2 separate regions of the Homo sapiens genome follow, and region 2 is linked to region 1. Evidence: read pairs that join two places in POLR2A ChIA-PET (ENCODE). Cell type or tissue: PC-9. All regions are shown on one strand. Links, peaks and the distances in the headings refer to the core of each region. The heading gives the core; the rest is flanking DNA.

Evidence for each region. ChIA-PET counts read pairs that join two places held together with the same protein. Peaks named below come from ENCODE experiments on the same cell type or tissue, not always from the same donor. Only the 100,000 strongest peaks of a DNase experiment are listed, where the experiment ranks them.
Region 2: POLR2A ChIA-PET joins it to region 1 with 19 read pairs; 2 of 35 experiments call an interaction of 5 or more read pairs at or near these places.

The regions. Positions count from the first base shown.
Region 1 is chr11:65,898,457-65,902,841 of GRCh38, reverse strand. It overlaps FOSL1 (FOS like 1, AP-1 transcription factor subunit), which reads left to right and starts at 2,454. Exons shown (of 4, transcript NM_005438.5): 1 at 2,454-2,601. The coding sequence starts at 2,503. RefSeq lists silencers at 2,063-2,662, 3,271-3,390, 3,356-3,583. In PC-9, for the core only: no CTCF peak of the experiment used is centred there; DNase peaks (open chromatin) are centred at 741, 2,251 and 3,431; H3K4me3 peaks cover 2,487 bases; H3K27ac peaks cover 3,798 bases.
Region 2 is chr11:67,459,271-67,463,655 of GRCh38, reverse strand. It overlaps CABP4 (calcium binding protein 4), which reads right to left. Exons shown (of 6, transcript NM_145200.5): 6 at 1,904-4,385. It overlaps TMEM134 (transmembrane protein 134), which reads left to right. Exons shown (of 7, transcript NM_025124.4): 7 at 1-1,946. Among named protein-coding and RNA genes, the nearest start is that of CABP4, 6.1 kb to the right of the region's middle. RefSeq lists enhancers at 3,425-3,474, 3,685-3,734. In PC-9, for the core only: no CTCF peak of the experiment used is centred there; no DNase peak of the experiment used is centred there; H3K27ac peaks cover 203 bases.

The DNA.
Region 1 (4,385 bases), core at 179-4,178:
CTGCCTCAGCCTCCCAAGCAGCTGGGACTACAGGCATGGGCCACCATGCCCAGCTAACTTTTGTATTTTTGGTAAAGACGGGGTTTCTCCATGTTAGTCAGGCTGGTCTCGAAATCCTGACCTCGTGATCCACCTGCCTCAGCCTCCCAAAGTGCTGGGATTACAGGCGTGAGCCACGGCACCCAGCCTATGTGTCAAATTCTTACTATGTGCTGTGCTAAGCATGTGACATTACTTGTGTCCTCCAACAACCCTTGAGATAGTTATCATTATGTCTCCATTTCACAGATAATGAAAGAGGCTCTGAGAGATTGTGTGCCTCACCTAGGTCACACAACTGGTGAGCAGCCTAACCACATTCAAACCCAGACCCCAGAGCTGTCTGACCCCAGCACGGGTGTTCTGTCCACGGATCATACTGCCTCAAAAACACTCTCCTCTCCTTTCTCTCTCTCTTTCTCTCTCTCTCTCTCTCTCTCTCACACACACACACACACACACACACAGAGATGATGATGACAAGAGGGTGACAAGCATTGGGTCGCTCAAAGGCAAAGGAGAGGCACCAGGCTGGTAACCACTTTCTGAGTGCATAACACTTTATAGCTTACAAAGCATTTTCACATCTGTGATCTCACTTGATCCCACAACAGCTCTGTGAGATCAGCAGGGAGGCCCAGTTGAAGGAAGGTGACCTGCCCAGTGTCACACAGACAGAAAATGGTAGCTCTGGGACTAGAACCCCAGGGGCAATCTGGACTTCCTGGCTCTAAGTCCTGAGTGCACCCACAGGCTTCTGGCCTGTGTTCCCAAGGAAAGTAGCCCAGAGGGCAAAGCTAGAGCTGATGAAATGGAAGGACCGATGGAGAAGCAGGAGAGCCCAGCCCTCTCTTGATCTATTTACTTTGAGTCTTGCTCTGTCCCCCAGGCTGGACTGCAGTGGCGCAGTCACAGCTCACCGCAGCCTCAACCTCCCTGGCTTAAGCCATCCTCCCGCCTCAGCCTCCAGAACAGCTGGGACCACAAGGCAGGCGTACCACCATGTCCAGAAAATTTTATAATTTTTTGTAGAGATGGGGTCTCAAATGGTTCTTTCTGCCTTGGCCTTCCAAAGTGCTAGGATTACAAGCATGAGCCACCACACCTGGCCCCAGCCCTCTTTCTGTAGTCGTGTGACAACTGACAGCTCAGTACTCCATCTGGGCCTCAGTTTCCTCATCTATGATGGAAGTAATCAGAGAGAAGCTTTGGGATGGTGCCCAGCACTAACATTCTGGATGTGCGACAAGGTGTCTGTGAAGGTGTAAGGGCTTTGAAAATCTTGGCTGAGCCTGGGCTTGGAGTGCCCACGGCTGTGACTTGGCAACCTGTGCCAGCTACTCACTTAGCGACTTCAAGCAATTCATTTCAGCATCTCCCAGCCTCAGTTTCCCCATCTGTAAAACAGAGATGAGGATGATACCTGCCTCACATTCACTCACCTTTGACATACTCTCCAAACAAGTCTGGTGGCCACAAGCCTCCGAAAGGCACTGACCGTAATGAAGATGGCGTTTATCAGACCTCAGGACACCTGTAGTGGCCCTGAATTAAAACTCGTTATAGCTCCTGAAATTATCCTGAGTAATACTATTATATTGCATTTTATGTGGGGTTAGTTCAAAGCATTACCTTATCGCAAACATTTAAAATATACCACCCAGCCTGGGCAATACGGCGAGACCCAATCCCTACAAAAAACACAAAAATTACCTGGGTGTGGTGACGCGCGCCTGTAGTCCCACTTACTTGGAGGGGGCGCTGAGGCAGGAGAATCCCTTTAGCTCAGGAAGTTGAGCCTGCAGTGCGCCGAGATCGAGCCACTGCACTCCAGCCTGGGTGACAGAGACCCGGTCTCAAAAATATAAAGTAAAATAAAATATGCCACCATTTTTGTAACCCTGGTTTGTCATTTATTCACTTTTCATATACTCGAAGCCTTAAAACAAGGCCAGTGGAAAGACCTCACTCCACGAAGCTTTGGGTGGCGGTTGGCGTGGCTCCTAGAGATGTGATTCTTTCGTGCTATTTTGTGGGAGCAGAAACGGAGGTTAGCCCAGGCCTCGAGAGGGCTGGGGCGGGGCGCGGGCTCTGGCAGGTGCGTCAGTCCGCAGGGGAACCCGGGGCTCCACCTGGGCGCGGCGAGGAAGTTACACCATGTATGGGCAGCTACGTCAGGGGGGCGGGCCCGCAGCCTCCGGGGAACGCCGAGCCGGGCCCATCCCGGTGAAAAGGCTGCAGCCGGACTTGGGGAGGCGTCGCCAAGTTCGGGACCGACGGGCCAAGGCGGCGCGTCTCGGGGGTGGAGCCTGGAGGTGACCGCGCCGCTGCAACGCCCCCACCCCCCGCGGTCGCAGTGGTTCAGCCCGAGAACTTTTCATTCATAAAAAGAAAAGACTCCGCACGGCGCGGGTGAGTCAGAACCCAGCAGCCGTGTACCCCGCAGAGCCGCCAGCCCCGGGCATGTTCCGAGACTTCGGGGAACCCGGCCCGAGCTCCGGGAACGGCGGCGGGTACGGCGGCCCCGCGCAGCCCCCGGCCGCAGCGCAGGCAGCCCAGCAGGTGAGTGGGGCCCGACGCCGGTGGTCCCACGGGAGGACCGCGCGTGGGAGGCCGGGGTCAACTCCCGCACGCTCCGGGACTGGAGCGGGGAACCGGAGTCGGGGCCGGGCTGGGGGCTGGGGCGAGGATCCTGCCCCTCGCCGTCCGGGGCCAGTTGCCCCCACCGCGCAGCGGGCAGCAGAGACCCGCGAACTCCCCTTCTCCCAGCCGCCCCCTTCTCCCTCGCCGTCCGCGTCCGTCCCTCCGTCTCCGTGCCCGCTTTCTCTCCTCCTGCCCACCTCTGACTTCTGCGTCCACCCTGCTTCAGAAGGGGCGTGGGCGCCTAGGGTGGTCGCCTCGAAGGCTAGGAGGGTCTCTCCGCTTCGGGCTGAATTCCTGGGATCTGGAGTCTGGGCTGGGGTGAGGGTCCCCACACGGGAGGGAGGCGGGATCCGTCGGGAGAGCAGCTGGGCCAGGGTGGGAGTCCCGGCCCGGTCTGCGACCCTCCGCGTGTCCGTCCGTCTGTCTGTCCTTCGCCCCTCCGTCGCCAAGTCCCTATCGTTTCTCGGCCTGGGGAGTCCAGGGGGGTCCGGGCAGTGGAACCTGCCAGGTCCCCGGAGACCGGCCCTCGATCCCTTTGCCGAATGCGGCGAATAGAGACCTCGAGGTTCCGGGACGTGCGCGGGGTCAGGCTGCGGGCGACTCTCGCGACCCCACTCTCAGCCCCTAACGGCGCCCGCTGCCCGCCGGGGGGCACCCGGGAGGCTGCAGGTGCCCATTTCCTGTCGAGGGGCTGCGAGCACGTGTCGACAGGGGAGGGAAGGAGGGGCGTCCGTTCCGCCGAGTCACGGCGGCCGAGTCACGGCGGCTGAGTCACCCGGGGCGTCCCTCCCTTCCTGGCCTGGAGCGGCCCGGGCCCGGGAGTGGGAGATGCCGCCGGCGGTGCCTCGGACCCGGAACTGGGGTCACTGGGACGCCGGGCCCGCAGCGCTTGGGCTCGGGCTACCGCTGTCGGGACTTGCCTGGGCTTGTGGGCGCTTCCCGGACGATTGGGCGCCCACACCCAGGGCCCAGCGGCAGAGCTAGAACCCACTTCTCCCAGAACACTGAGCCCCATCCCAACCCACTCCTCAGATAGCTGGCTGATAGAATGGGAACAGGGACGTTGTGCTGGGCGCTTGCTACATCATTTACCATATTTCACGGAATCGAAGACCTCATCGATTGAAAAAAAAACCCACTATAACTTTATGCCACTAATTTTCTTTCCTTCTCTTTCTTTTCTTTTTTTTTTTTTTTCTGAGACAGGGTCTCCCTCTGTTGCCCAGACTATAGAGCAGTGGTGCAATCACAGCTCACTGCAGCCTCAGCCTCCTGGGCTCAAGCAATCCTACTGAGATCCTAGCTGGGAAGCGACCTGGCCACAGGCACGCACCACCACACCCAACTAATTTTTTAATTTTTTTGTAGAAATGAAGTCTCACTGTGTTGCCCGGTGTGACCTCAAACTCCTGAGCTCAAGTGATCCTTCTACCTCAGCCTCCCAAAGTGCTGGGTATGAGCCACCATGCCTAGTCCACTAAAATTTTTTAAATTGCCAATTAAACTATGATTTCAGAGCTATTAAAGGGTACTTCTTAACATCAGTGAAATCCTGTAATCCTCACCTGTAACAATATTAAAAATGAGGAAACTGAGGCACATGGAGGTTAAATAACTTGCCCATGGTCACACAGCCAGTAAGTAGCTGAGAGCTGAGATTAGAATTGGGACAGCCTGCCATGCCAGGTGGCTAAAGCCTGTCA
Region 2 (4,385 bases), core at 312-4,311, 1.6 Mb before region 1:
CTTTGAGAGGCCAAGGTGGGAGGATCGCTTGAGCCCAGGAGTTCGCGACCAACCTGGACAACATGGCGAGAACCCATCTCTATTTAAAAAAAAAAAAAGAAAAGAAAATATACTAGGCCCTGCGCTAAGCACTGAACACGGGTTATATCTTGTAATCTTCACTACCTCCGTCCCATTTTACAGATAAGGACTGACTCACCCAAGGACAGCCAGCAGGTGGTAGGTAGAATTAGGAACGTAGCCCAGGGCTCTTCCCATGACACTGTCGGGGAGGGAGAAGGAAACCGGCACTGAGCTGGTCTCCCCTACCGGCCAACCAAGAGGCTGGCTGAGTGAGCAAGGGTTGGGAGGCCCTGTTGGTGCACCTGCCCGTACTGTCTATCTCCCCCACCAAAACACGGGTCCCACAAACCACTGTCTGCAGCACCCAACACAGCGGGGCCTTCAGGATTCTGAGTTAGAGGAATGGACACCCAGACTCTTGCTCTCGCTCCCACCTTTCCAGGCCCCGCAGACTTCCCACCCTCATCCCCCATTCAAGGCACTTAGGGGGCACCCATTGGATGCAGGAACTCCTAAACCAGTGGTCCCCCAACTAGCTATGGTAAAGGACCAGTTTTCATTTCTAATCCATCACGGTCCAGTACTTTCATAAGAAGAACTAGCCGGGTGCCGTGCCTCATGCCTGTAATCCCAGCACTTTGAGAGGCCACGGTGGGAGGATCACTTGAGCCCAGGAGTTCGAGACCAACCTGGGAAACATGGGAAAACCCCATCTCTACAAAAAATACAAAAACTTAGCCAGGCATGGTGGGGCGCCTGTAGTCCCACCCACTTGCGAGGCTGGAGTGGGAGGATCACGGAGCCTGGGAGGCTGCAGTGGAGTCATGATTGCACCACTGCACTCCAGCCTGGAAGACAGACTGAGACCTATTTAAAAAATAAATAAATAAATAACATAAAAATTTTAAAAACTAGAAAAATGAAATAAAAAACATACAGAGGCTGGGCGTGGTGGCTCATGCCTGCAATCCCAGCACTTTGGGAGGCCGAGGCAGGTGAATCATGAGGTCAGGAGTTCGAGACCAGCCTGGCCAACAGGGTGAAATCCCATTTCTATTAAAAATACAAAAAAATTACCGGGCATGGTGGTGCGCACCTGTAATCCCAGCTACTCAGGAGGCTGAGGCAGGAGAATCGCTTGAACCCGGGAGGCAGAGGTTGCAGTGAGCCGAGATCACGCCACTACACTCCAGCCTGAGCGACAGAGCGAGACTCTGTCTCCAAAAAAAAAAAAAATACAGAATACAAGTCCACAGTTTATCAGATTAATTAGACATAAAATTACATTTCAATAAATATAATCAGAACAAACATAGGAAAAAGGAAAAATGACAAAAACCATTGAATATGAACAAACAGGCAATTAACACAGAATCGCAGCTAACAACTTTTTACTCCTTGTTTTTTTTTTTTTTGTTTTTTTTTTGAGACGAGTCTCACTGTCTCCCAGGCTGGAGTGCAGTGGCCCGATCTCGGCTCACTGCATCCTCTGCCTCCCGGTTTAAGCGATTCTCATGCCTCAGCCTTCTCAGTAGCTGCGACTACAGGCACATGCCACCATGCCCAGCTAATCTTTGTATTTTTAGTAGAGACAGGGTTTCACTATGTTGGCCAGGCTGGTCTCCAACCCCTGAGCCACCTCGCCCGACTTCATTCTACAGTCTTAACAGAAAGCAATTTCAGAAGTGGTGATTCCCATCATTAGAAGTCTGCGTTAGGAATCAGCAAGGTATAGTCCACAGAGTGGTTTTTATATTTTGTAATGGTTGGAGAAAAGTCAAAGAATAATAAGATTTTATGACATAAAATTATATAAAATTCAAATTTCCATGTCAATAAATGAAGTTTTACTGTTATTTATTAAAATTTCTGATATAGCCACACTCATTTGTTGACTTGACTTTGCACTACAAACTTCAACAGCAGAGTTGCGTGAGCAGCTGCAACAGAGACCAAAGCCTCAAAGCTGAAAATAATTATTCTCCAGCCCTTTACAGAAAGTTTCCCCACCCTTAGTCTACATGAACACTTTGACAGAACACCGTGAATCTGACTTTTCTCTCCAGTTATTTATAAGATTTGCTTTTTATATTCTGTGGTTTCAATGGGATATATCCAGATATATATTTATTTTTATTTACCCTACTCTGACTTCAGTTTGTTCCTTCAATCTGGGGAGTTGAAGTCTGTGGAAGTCTTTATGGAAAATTTTCAGCCATTATCTCTTTGGTTATTGCTTCTTGTTCATTCTCTATGTATGTCCTCCGTCTGAGACTCCCAAGGACTTATCTGTCTTTTTCTTTGAGACAGGGTCTCTTGCTCTGTCACCAAGGCTGGAGTGCAGTGGCACGATCACTGCAGCCTCCAACTCCTGGGCTCAAATGATCCTCTCACCTCAGCCTCCTGAATAGCTGGAACTACAAGCATGAGCCACTACACCCAGCTTATTTTTTTATTATTTTTTTTAAGAGGCAGGGTCTTGCTGTTAGGCTGGTCTCAAACTCCTGGCCTCAAGTGATCCTCCTGCCTTAGCCTCCCAAAATGCTGGGATTACAGGCATAAGCCACCACACCCAGTCTTCCAGTGACCTTTTTTTTTTTTTTTTTCCGAGACGGAGTCTCGCTCTGTAGCCCAGGCTGGAGTGCAGTGGTGCAATCTCGGCTCACTGCAAGCTCCGCCTCCTGGGTTCACGCCATTCTCTTGCCTCAGCCTCCCTAGTAGCTGGGACTACAGGCGCCCGCCACCACGCCCAGCTAATTTTTTTTTGTATTTTTAGTAGAGATGGGGTTTCACTGTGTTAGCCAGGATGGTCTCGATCTCCTGACCCTGTGACCCGCCCGTCTCAGCCTCCCAAAGTGCTGGGATTACAGGCGTGAGCCACCACACCCAGCCTTCCAGTGACTTTTAACTACCCTGTAATATTTTCCATCCTTTTGTCTCTCAGTGTTACATTATAAGTGATTTCTTAGATATAGCTTCCAGTTCATTAATCTTTAAATTGTGTTTAATCTGCTGTTTAGCTTATCCATTATTTTTTCATTCCAATGGCTGTGTGTGTGTGTGTGTGTGTGTGTGTATATATAAAATATACTTTATTTTTTTAACAGAAGCCATGGTTTGTTTTTTTCTTTTTGACGGATTCTCACTCTGTTACCCACGCTGGAGTGCAGTGGTGCGATCTCGACTCACTGCAACCTCTGCCTCCTGGGCTCAAGTGATCCTCCCACCTCAGCCTGTAGAATACCTGGGACCACAGATGCAAGCACCACCACGCCTGGCTAATTTTTGTATTTTTAGTAGAGACAGGGTTTCACCATGTTGCCCAGGCTGGTCTCGAATTCCTGAGCTCAAGCAACCCACCCACCTTGGCCTCCCAAAGTGCTGGGATTCCAGGCATGAGCCATGCGCCTGGCCTGTTGGGTTACTTTTTAAATCTTCCGGTTCTCTCTTCATACTATCCTGTTACTGCATGTTGATCTCTCTTCCCCTTTTAGCCGTCTTTTATTTGCATGTATCTTGTGGTCTCTTAGGCGGCTGTATTATGTACACTGAGATGCCAGTCCTCTTGTTTTTGTCTCTGTCTCGTCTCCTTCATGGTGGTTTCTTTACTTTTATAATCAGTATGGTTTTTTTGTTTTGTTTTTGAGACGGAGTCTCGATCTGTTGCTCAGGCTGGGGTGCAATGGTGTGATCTCAGCTCACTGCAGCTCCACCTCCCGGGCTCAAGCGATTCTCCTGCCTCAACCTCCGAGTAGCTGAGATTACAGGTGCATGCTACCTCGCCCAGTTAATTTTTGTATTTTTAGTAGAGATGGGGTTTCACCATGTTGGTCAGGCTGGCCTCAAACTCCTGACCTCAGGTAATTCACCCGCCTCAGCCTCCCAAAGTGCTGGGATTACAGGCGTGAGCCACCACTCCCAGCCCAATAATCTGTAATTTTTATCACAAGTTCCCCTTTGGGAGCGGCAGGGTTTTTTTCCAGTTTTTCACACCCTGGAGAGAGACTACACGCCTGCTTGAAGGGCAGGCCCTGGAGTTCCAGGCTCTTTAGGGCAGCTGTTTCCACTCTGGGCCCTGAACATCTGTATCCTTGCCACTTTCTATGACTGGTCAGTGCAGACAGATTAATATCTTAGCCTTTGGAGACCCTGGAATATATCCGGGGGGTTTGTTTCTTGCTCCCCAGACTCATATGGTTCTTCTGTCACTCATGGTTGTAGGAGTCCAGGCGGCCAAGCCTCCATCCAGATCTGAAACCCCCACAGCGTCAGCTCCCTCTTACAACCCCAGCTTTGATTTCTTTGTCTTTGATACATGGAGC